2 separate regions of the Homo sapiens genome follow, and region 1 is linked to region 2. A link is a contact called in ENCODE Hi-C or POLR2A ChIA-PET data. All regions are on one chromosome and are shown on one strand. Each heading gives the region's core, a stretch centred on a gene start or an enhancer-like site at or near the end of the contact. The rest is flanking DNA. Distances are from core to core; before and after follow the strand shown.

What was found. Hi-C counts contacts between places; a loop is a spot of excess contacts on that map. ChIA-PET counts read pairs that join two places held with the same protein, here RNA polymerase II (POLR2A). Pooled maps may share reads with other maps.
Region 1: a loop to region 2 is called in a map of prostate gland, with 3 times the contacts of the local background. The contact joins two enhancer-like sites. A Hi-C loop is called at or near these places in 1 of 168 maps with a recorded cell type or tissue (prostate gland) and 3 of 50 pooled maps. POLR2A ChIA-PET finds 5 or more read pairs at or near these places in 1 of 52 experiments (T-cell).

Annotation. Positions count from the first base shown.
Region 1 is chr12:108,688,550-108,693,502 of GRCh38, forward strand. The region is part of intron 2 of CORO1C (coronin 1C); the gene reads right to left. Among named protein-coding and RNA genes, the nearest start is that of CORO1C, 40 kb to the right of the region's middle. RefSeq lists enhancers at 2,854-3,133, 2,924-3,605, 3,084-3,378, 3,606-4,287. Within about 2 kb of position 2,927, at least 41 of the 41 ENCODE cell types and tissues checked have a DNase peak (open chromatin) inside an H3K27ac peak, as active enhancers do.
Region 2 is chr12:109,157,465-109,162,673 of GRCh38, forward strand. All of the region lies in intron 2 of ACACB (acetyl-CoA carboxylase beta), which reads left to right. Among named protein-coding and RNA genes, the nearest start is that of ACACB, 43 kb to the left of the region's middle. Within about 2 kb of position 3,052, at least 6 of the 41 ENCODE cell types and tissues checked have a DNase peak (open chromatin) inside an H3K27ac peak, as active enhancers do.

The DNA.
Region 1 (4,953 bases), core at 1,677-4,176, 470 kb before region 2:
ACATAATTATTTCTGACCCACATATTGGTTTGTGGTTGAAGACACTACCAATTGGTGTTAAAATGGATCAATCTAAGCTGGGCACGGTGGCTCACACCTGTAATCCCAGCACTTTGAGAGGCCGAGGCAGGTGGATCATCTGAGGTCAGGAGTTCAAGACCAGCCTGGCCAACACGGTGAAACTTCATCTCTACTAAAAATACAGGCCGGGCACGGTGGCTCACACTTGTAATCCCAGCACTTTGGGAAACCAAGGCAGGCAGATAGGTCAGGAGTTCGAGACCAGCCTGGCCAAAATGGTGAAATCTCGTCTCTACTAAAAATACAAAAATTAGCCCGTTGTGGTGGCACATGCCTGTAATCCCGGCTACTCGGGAGGGCTGAGGCAGGAGAATTGCTTGAGCCTGGGAGACGGAGGTTGCAGTGAGCTGAGAGCGTACCACTACACTCCAGCCTGGGCGACAGAATGAGACTCTGTCTCAGAAAAAAAAAAAAAAAAAATTAGCCGGGCATGGTGTTGGGCACCTGTAATCCCAGCTACTTGGGAGGCTGAGGTGGGAGAATCACTTGAACCCGGAAGGCGGAGGTTGCAGTGAGCTGAGATCGCACCACTGCACTCCAGCCTGGGCAACAGAGCGAGACTCCATCTCTGAAAAAACAAAAAAAGATGGATCAATCTGATAATCACTGGTTCCTGCAAGAAAGGAAATGTAACATTATGTTAAAGTCGCACAACGCTTTACCCAGCAGGCCTACTCTTTCTCATAACTAATGTATGTTTTCACAAAGTAATAAATTCCCATGGTGATAAAAAGTGACACATTCATTCGAGTGATAAGTCAAATCAAATATTCCCCTTTAAGAAGCTCAAGGTATCCCACACACAATTTCTTTCAAGTTTGCATTCTGGAGTGTATCATATAAACCCACACCTTCCTAGGGTGCTGGATTCAGACTGCTTTCTACACGGTTTCCCTTATCTAATCCAACTCAGGCAGCTGTCTCACTTCCAGTACTTTTCCATCTCCTGATCTGCAGTCCTCTATGCCTATTATCCAGACTGGTTACACCACCCGAAGATGTAAGGGCCTAAGAGCCCCCACCCCATCCTGGGGAAGGCAAACAAAGATACTTTACATGACCTGACTCAAAGAACAGTTAAAAGATTTCCACATTGTTCAAACCCCTACCTAATATTCATCTAAGTTTTCATTTTAGGAAAAAATGAGTATCAAAATCACTTTATGTGCCCAAATTTCAATCATAACTTATTTTTGGCTTTGGGTGATACATACTGAGAATTCTTCAACTCAGCAAGGAGAATGTTAAGTCACACATGTGCTCAGAAGTAGAGGAAAAGTTTTCAGCCCAAGCATAAGGGCTCCATTCACACTGTGCAGAGTTCAAAGGAGTCAAAAGCGTATCTATTGAAGTGGGTTTTCCATTTTTTTCAACTTCCTTTTTCTTATGACAGTATTATTTATGTGGATACATGTTTTGTTTGAATTTCTTAAGCCCCTGCTGCTCCACGGGGAGGAGCTAGAGTGATTGTGGTCATGGGACAAGGGGACAGCGGCATGGAAAACAGAGACTCAGCAGCAGACCAAAAAGACGGGTGCACACAATATATGACTTGTGCACAGGCTGGTCCCTGAGAGTGACAGCTCATGGCCCAGGAATAAAACATTCTGAGGAGGCTTTACTTTAAGGGAACCAGAAATACCATCCTTGAGGTAAAAGGAGGTGCTCTGGAATAAACCCTACAGATTGAGTTACCCTGTAAGGTAAGGTAAGCTAGAAACAAAAGCTGCTGGGGAGAGGGAGTATGGGCCTACAGAGACTTCACCTGCCTGTGAGTAAAAAACAGCAGTCTTTTTGGACAGAAGTGAAAATGCCAAGCAAATAATTTTTGCATCACAGATCCTCTCTAAAAACTGGGTTTAATACTGAATAGACCATATTTTAAAATCAATTAAGAACTTGAGGGAAGTTATTGTAAAACTACAAACATTTTATTATCAGAAAGCAAAAACACGGAAAAGTTAACATTTCCTTACTCAACCTTGCCCAAATATGCGATAGCAACCAGAGTAGCTGTATTTCCTAACTTCCTGACTTAAAGAATTTATAAAGTGAAAACCTAATGCTTTCTGCTCATTATTGCAGACAAGTAATTCCATATGATGCTTCTGGGCTGAGAACAAATAAAAACTTGGAACCCAAGATGAGGTAGAATCTAGTTAAAATAAAATTGAGCTAGAAAGCAAAAGCTGAAAAGCAGAAGAACTACAGATGTAAATGCAATATGGAAAATTAAAGCATTCAATATCAAATCAGAAAATAGAGAAACTGGTTGTCTAAGCCCTCGTAGTAAGCAAATGACATTGGAGATTGATCTACTGAAACCCTCTGTGAACGCTGAAGAGCTCCAGGGCTAACCCTTCCCATTGCAGCTCTGCATTGGTTTAATCCACAGGTCTCAGAATGAAAATCCACCCTCCTTGGATGGTGGAGATGATAAATAGAAAAATATTACAACTTTTTTTGGGGGGTGGGAGGGGCTAATGCCTTGGGCTCCATGGCTGAGTCAGTTCCACACAAGCAAGAGGACTGCAGTATAGACTCAATTCAGTCAGCCAGAAATGAAACCCAAGTCACCGTTCCTCCAAGAAAGCAGACATGTGTCCCATCACATGCCCTCTCAGCTCATTCTTCCCCAGACTCAACTCAGGTCCCACCCCTAATGGGCGAAGATATTCAACTTGGCAGGAGCAGATGATTTGCTACATGTGGTTATAAGGTGGCTTCTGGGCAAAACCGTGACTCCAGAAATGTGTTCATGACACCTTGAGTTTATTTCAGAGTAATGTGTGTTCAGATACCTTTCTTTACCGGAGATACAGCAGCTTTCCCAGACTGGGGTTACCATGTTTACACACTGAGGGCTTCTGCTGGCAGCAATTGTCAGCCTGCTTAGCACAGACTGGCACGCTCCACAAACCCAGTAAAGAGTTAAACGTTCTTTGCACTTGACTCAGTGGCTTCTCTTCACCACACACTCCCAGATCCCACCATTCTCTGAGCCACCCGTGCAGCCAATCAAAGCAAAGGAAGGAAATTATCCTGGCCGGCTGACAGCCACAGCGCTCTGATGGCCATATATGGTAAAAACCACTGTCAGAGCCCTGTCAGGCCTGCGGGCCGGCTGCTGTGGACATATCAGTGAACTGCAGCAGCAGGAGAAGCTGGCCAAGGAAACGCACAAAGGCTGCCTGCTCATCTCCAGGGGAGGGGGTGGGGTGGAAACCATCATCTGCCAGGGCACACATTCAGTGAGTCACAGCCACTCACTGTCATCAAAAATAGCCCCGGGGTACATTGGGAAGTTCCTTCTGCCAGGACTTTGTGCTCCATTGTTAACTGGGGGTGAGCAGGGTGCCCACCCCACCCCTCCCAGCAAAACTGTGGATAACACAGTCACTAGGAGAAAATGAAAAGGCCCTTCTGTGGCACTTCATGTGGTAATGAGGCCAGGCCGTGCTCGTGTGGCTGGCAGCTCGTGACATAATTTGGAAGTCATTGTTCTGCACCTGGTGCCCTCCCCCTGCATCCTCCACCCCTCCCAGTCCTGTCCCCCAGCTTTTCACGGCCCATACACTTGGCAGTTGAAGGTGCTCCAGGCATCAGACAATCTATTTCAGGAGGCAGTGAATGGGCATCCCACGACATGTCAGGACACTGGCTGGCTCTGAACAAAATCCTCTGCCCCTAACACCAAAGCTACCAAGTGCCAAATGTCCACATCTGTACAAAGGGCTACCGGCACTGCCACTGTTGTCTAAAACAGAGTACCACAATGTGTAGAAATGGAAATTGCCTGTCAGCAATGCACAGTAAGGCAGACATGCAGCCAATGCAAATCCAGCAGGTGCTGGCAAAGACTGTGGATCACACAGAAAAGCACTGTCAGGAGACTGCCATTCCCTCTCAAGTAGCCCATGAAAGAAGGCACTTATCAGCACGGCGCCTGGCACTTAAAGGAAGCCCTCAACAAATGTGAACTGCTGCGATTTCATCACTGTCACTGTGTCCTCACAAGGCATGGTATAGACCAAGTACTTTCCAAACCTAAGACAATTCTCTGAGCTGACAGAATGAAAGCCCTGTCAAGTTACTGTTTTTGTTATTAAACTCTCTAATCCCAGAGAAAGAATGCAAAGGATTCAGTGTCCATTAGACCACAGCTTTTTTTTTTTTTTTTTTTTTGAGACAGAGTCTTGCTCTGTCGCCCAGGCTGGAGTGCAATGGTGCTATCTCAGCTCACTGCAACCTCTGCCTCCTGTGTTCAAGCCATTCTCCTGTCTCAGCCTCCCGATTAGCTGCGATAACAGGCGTGTGCCACCATGCCCAGCTAATTTTTGTATTTTTAGTAGAGACAGGGTTTCACCATGTTGGCCAGGCTGGTCTCAAACTGCTGACCTCAGGTGATCCACCTGCCTCGGCCTCCCAAAGCGCTGGAATTACAAGCTTGAGCCACCGCGCCCGGCTAAACCACAGATTCTATATCCTCCCCCCTAAAGAAAAATTCGTTCACACTCAGTAGAAAAAAAATTAATAAAAATATACATGTACAAATCAAATAAGGACTCAGCAACCTAAGTTCTAATTCACAAACAACCTCACGGTCTTGGACAACCACTCAATTTGGTTTCAATTTCTACAACTGTAGAACAGAGGAATGATCCCACCCTACCAAGTGAAAAAACAGAGACACTGTTCATGAAGGGGACTATCCACGTACGATCTGCTGACATTCTGCAGTCTCATTTCCATCAACGTGACAGAAGTCACTGCTTTTTCCTAAAGATGATACAAACGAAAGACGCCATGTTGATCTAGTTAAAACAATGATTCTAAAATATAAAACAGTGCTTATTCTAGTTCTTTTCCCCA
Region 2 (5,209 bases), core at 1,802-4,301:
TTTCACCATGTTTCCCAGGCTGGTCTTGAACTCTTGAGCTAAGCAATCCTCACAACTCAGCTTCCCAAAGTGCTGGGATTACAGGCATGAGCCACCATGCCCGGCTCTTTCTTGGTCCGTTGAGACTCTGTGTGGAAGTCGCTGGTCTTGAGTACTGCCCTGGGTCAGCACAAACATTGATGAAAACTAATAAGTAAAGACAGAGTTCGGTTATGAAAGAGCCCTCTGGAGTTGGGAGGCATTTGGGATCTTGTGCTGAAGGCTCGGGCCATCTAAGAAGCCAGAACTCCTGAGAAGGTGAGGTCGCAAATGATGACTGATTTTTCATGGCATGAGAACGGGGTCACAGTTCAGAGAGTAGAGAAATGATTGTGGATCAGAGTGCAGAAGGGCTTGAAATAAAGTTGGGGATGAGGAGGCAGAAGTTGTTTTTTAATGAGTCCCATTTCACTGCCATGCAATTCTGCTCTGAAAGGCCAGCTGCCTGCATGCAAATATTGGCTGTAGACCTATCAGGGGTTTTCACTCTTGGCTACACATTAGAATTTCCTGGTGGGGAGATTTTTGAAAAATCTGGATGCCGGGGACCCCACCTCTACCCCCTAGACATGCTGATGGGACCCCGACATCAGAATCTTATAAAGTTTTTCATGTCAGGGTTGAAAACTCGTGCCTAGCTTGGGGTCAGCAGACTGCTATTATAAACGGCCAGACAGTAAATATTTTTGGCTTTGTGGCCATGTGGTCTCTGTTGTAACTACTCAACTCTGCTGTTTCCTGCACCAGAAGCCATAGTTATGTAATTGAACAGGCCTGGCTGTGTTTCAATCAGACATTATTTATAGATGGGGAAATTCAAAGTTCATATAATTTTTATGTGTCACAAAACAGGATTCTTTTGATTTTTTTTTTTTTTTCGATGACTTAAAAATGTTGGCTGGGCATGGTGGCTTATGTCTATAGTCCCAGCACTTTAGAAGACCAAGACAGGAGGGTTGCTTGAGGAGTTTGAGACCAGTCTGGGCAACATGATGAAACCCCGTCTCTACAAAAATAAACCAATTAGTTGGGCATGGTGGTGCACACCTGCAGTCCCAGCTACTCAGGAGGCTGAGGTGGGAGGATCACTTGAGCCCAGGAGTTTGAGGCTGCAGTGAACTATTTTTGCACCACTGCACTGTAGTCCTGGCAACAGAGGGAGACCCTGTCTCTATAAAAAACAAATAAGGCTGGGTGCGGTGGCTCACACTTGTGGTCCCAGCACTTTGGGAGGCCAAGGTGGGCAGATCGCCCTGAGGTCAGGAGTTCAAGACCAGCCTGGCCAACATGGTAAAACCCTGTCTCTAATAAAAATACAAAAATTAGCAGAGCGTGGTAGCACACATCTGTAGTCCCAGCTACTCGGGAGGCTGAGGCAGGAGAATCACTTGAACCTGAGAGGTGGAGGTAGCAGTGAGCTGAGATCACACCGCTGCACTCCAGCCTGGGCGACAGAGCAAGACTCCCTTTCGAAACAAACGAAACAAAACAAAAAACAATCTAAAAAGTTAAAACCGCTCTTAGCCTGTGGGAGATACAAAAACAGGTGGCCGAGTGGATTTGACCCATGGGTCCTAGTTTGCCCACTCACCCCTGGCCTAGCCAAGGTAGTCATCCCAGGGGGTACTGATGGGGCAGGTGGCTTGAGAAATTTCCAAGGGTCCATTTCTGGAGAGCGTGGTTTTGTGCTGTTTGAACGATATCAACCTTTACTGGGCTACACAGTGTTCTTTCTTGCTTTCTTGTTTGGAAGTAGTTGTAATTACAGAATTGCCTGGCTCAGAATCAGCTCTTAGCAGTGCGGGTAGCCGTTACCATCTCTATTTTATAGAAGAAAAGAGAGGGAAGAAATTGAAGGTCTGATTAATGCCGGGGCCCTAGCCTAATGGCCCAGCCTGGGCTCCTGTAATGCTATCCTGCAGACGTACATGGTAGCTAAAGTGTTGCAAGCTGTTTACTTTGGCTAGGTCCAGGGATAAACTGTTAATTCCATCATGTGAGGAAACTGAGGCAGGGAGTATTGAAGTAACTTTCCCAGGATTACACAGGTTATAAGCGGTAGATTCTGGCTTCAAAGCCTAGGAGGATGGCCGCAGTCTACCAGAGTTTCTAAACTGCGGCTCTGTTGACACTTGGGGCTGTCCAGTTCTTTGTGGGGCTGTCCTGTGCATTGCAGGGTGTTGAGCAGCATCCCTGGTCTCCACCCACTAGATGCCAGTAGCGCATCCCCCAAGTTGTGACAATCAAAGATGTCTCCAGGTATTGCTCCCCGGGGAGCAAAATTTCCCCCAGTTAAGCACTCAGGGCTGGGCGCGGTGGCTCACCCCTGTAATCCCAGCACTTTGGGAGGCCAAGGTGGGCAGATCACCTGAGGTCAGGAGTTCGAGACCAGCCTGGCCAACATAGTGAAACCCCATTTCTACTAAAAATACAAAAATTAGCCAGGCATGGTGGCAGGCACCTATAGTCCCAGCTACTCGGGAGGCTGAGACAGGAGAATCGCTTGAATCTGGGAGGCAGAGGTTGCAGTGAGCCGAGATGGTGCCACTTCACTCCAGCCTGGGTGACAGAGCTAGACTCTGTCTCAAAAAAAAAAAAAAAACCAACCAACCAAACAAAAAACCTCAGCATTATACATGTTTGTCTCTTATTTGAGAGGAATATAAGAGGCCATATGTGTAATGCATGTTTTAAAAGTCCAGTTAATAGAGGGGCTTCCATTTATCTCAGATTGTCTTTCTGCCTAGAAGTTAGATTCTGAGGTCAGCTAGAGTTGGATTTGAAACGGGGCTCTGCCACTTGCCAGCTGTGAAACTGGAGGTAAATGGTCCTCTCTGAACCTCGGTTTCCTCATCGTGAACCTGGAGATGACAGACTCCTCCATACAGGGCTGTGGAGATTCACTGAGAGGCCCCCTGTGCCCAGTCCATAGTGGGCAGCCGAGAATGTTTATTTCCTCCATTCCTGATACTATTCTGCCTGGTCTTGTGCTCCGGCAGCTGACTGCATTTGGTGTTTGGCTGACACCTCTGCTGTTGATTGTACCTGAAGTCATTTCCAAAGTCACCTTGAAACATTTCAGCTCTCACCCTTGCCGTGCTGTATAAGGACAGGGCTTCTCACTGGACAATGGCACTTAGGATGATCCTCCTTCAGTGGAAGCAAATGCTGGCCGAAGGTCAGCTCTCTAGAGCCAATGTTGGTTGGCTTCCAGCTTTATCAAAAAGAATTAAAATAGCCACTTGCCTGGAGATTGGGCCTGAAACAAGGCCAGTCCGGCAGCTTTGTGTGTTCGCTTGCCTAGCCTGCGGTAATGGGCTTGTGGCCTGCCTGATGGAGGGGCTCTGTCACCAGTTTCGAAATCAACATGGTGGCCAAGAATGGTTTTTTTGCCCCCTAGGCCACAAATGAAGTTTTTCTTTGTTGTGCTTTAGGTCAAATTGCTAGAGTTTTAATGTTTGTGTGTGTAGAAATGGGATGTCTCAGACTTTCTGAAGCTGAACCATCAAGCCAGCCAGTCAGGGAAGGTCGTGGACAGAATGAGGGGTGCGGCTGTGTGTGGGAATGTCGATTAGTACAACCTCTGTGGAAAACAGTTTGGAGAGTTCTCAAGGAACTAAAATAGATCTGCCAGTCTCTCCAGCAATCCCACTACTGGGTATGTACACAAAGGAAAAGAAATCACTCAGTCAGATTCGCTTTTCATTGGGAGGATCTTAACATGATTGGTTGAAAACAATAAATAAAATTAGCAAGGAGTCCAGTTGTGGGGTCTCACGCCTGTAATCCCAGCACTTTGGGAGGCTGAGGCAGGCAGATCACTTGAGGTCAGGAGTTCAAGACCACTCTGGCCAACGTGTAAAACCCCGTCTCTACTAAAAATACAAAATTTAGCCGGACATGGTGGCGGGCACCTGTAACCCTAGTTGCTCGGGAGGCTGAGGGAGGAAAATTGCTTGAACCTGGGAGGTGGAGGTTGCAGAGAGCCGAGATTATGCCACTGCTCTCCAGCCTGGGCGACAGAGTGAGACGCAGTCTCAGAAAAATAAAATAAAATAAAATAAAGAAATAATTATATCAAAAGACACCTGTACTTGTATAGTTATCACAGCACTATTCACAGTAGCAAAGATATGGAATCAACCTAAGTGTCCACCAACAGATGACTAGATACAGAAAATTTGGTGTATATATATATATAATTTTTTATGGCTCAGTAGTATTCTTTTGTGTGTATGTGTGTGTGTGGTGTGTGTGTGTGTGTATACCTACATGTATACATGGGTGTTCCTCTTACAAAATTAATAGCTTTTTTCTTATTGAAAATAACACATCATTGCAGAACATTTTTTAAAATATAGCAAAGAGATAACGGCTCTTAATACTTTAGCATTTTTTTCCCCCAGATCAGGGGTCTGTCTACAAATGATGTCCCTTGGGTTGCATCTACCTTTTTTTGTAAATAAATGAAGTTCTCTTTTTTTTTTTTTTTAGGTAGAGTTTCACTCTGTTGCCCAGGCTGGAGTGCAGTGGTGTGATCTCAGCTCACTGCAACCTCTGCCTCCCGGGTTCAAGTGATTTTTGTGCCTCAGCCTCCCCAGTAGCTGAGACTACAGGCGTGCGCCACCATGCCCAGCTACTTTTTGTGTTTTTTTAGTTGGGATGGGGTTTCATCATGTTGGCCAGGCTGGTCTCAAACTCTTGCCCTCAAGTTATCTGCCCATCTTCGCCTCCCAAAGTGCTGGGATTACAGGCGTGAGCCACCGTGCCCAGCGTAGCATTAACCTTTTAGAAGCTAGAAAGCAGATGAATGAGTGGTCACTGGCTTAAGGCTGAGTCCTAATGGAGCAGTGAGGAAAGTTGGGGACCCCTGGCCATCTGTACCACAGAACCCCCAAAAGGCATAGTGTCTGGCAGCAAGGGATGCCCCTGGAGCTGAGGGGTAAGGAGGGTACCAAAATGAGAAGGACAGGGTGGAAGACTCCCAGGTCCCCTCCCCTGTCTCCTGCGGCAGGGGCTGTCCACTTCGACCCCAACAGAAGGCAGCAGTTCAAAGGTACATATAGAGGGTCTTGGGAGAGGGGATCGACAGGCACAGTTGAGGGCATGGGGCCTGTATCCCAAATAGGAAGATAAGGGTCTGAATAGGTGCTGAATTCTTAGAACTTCC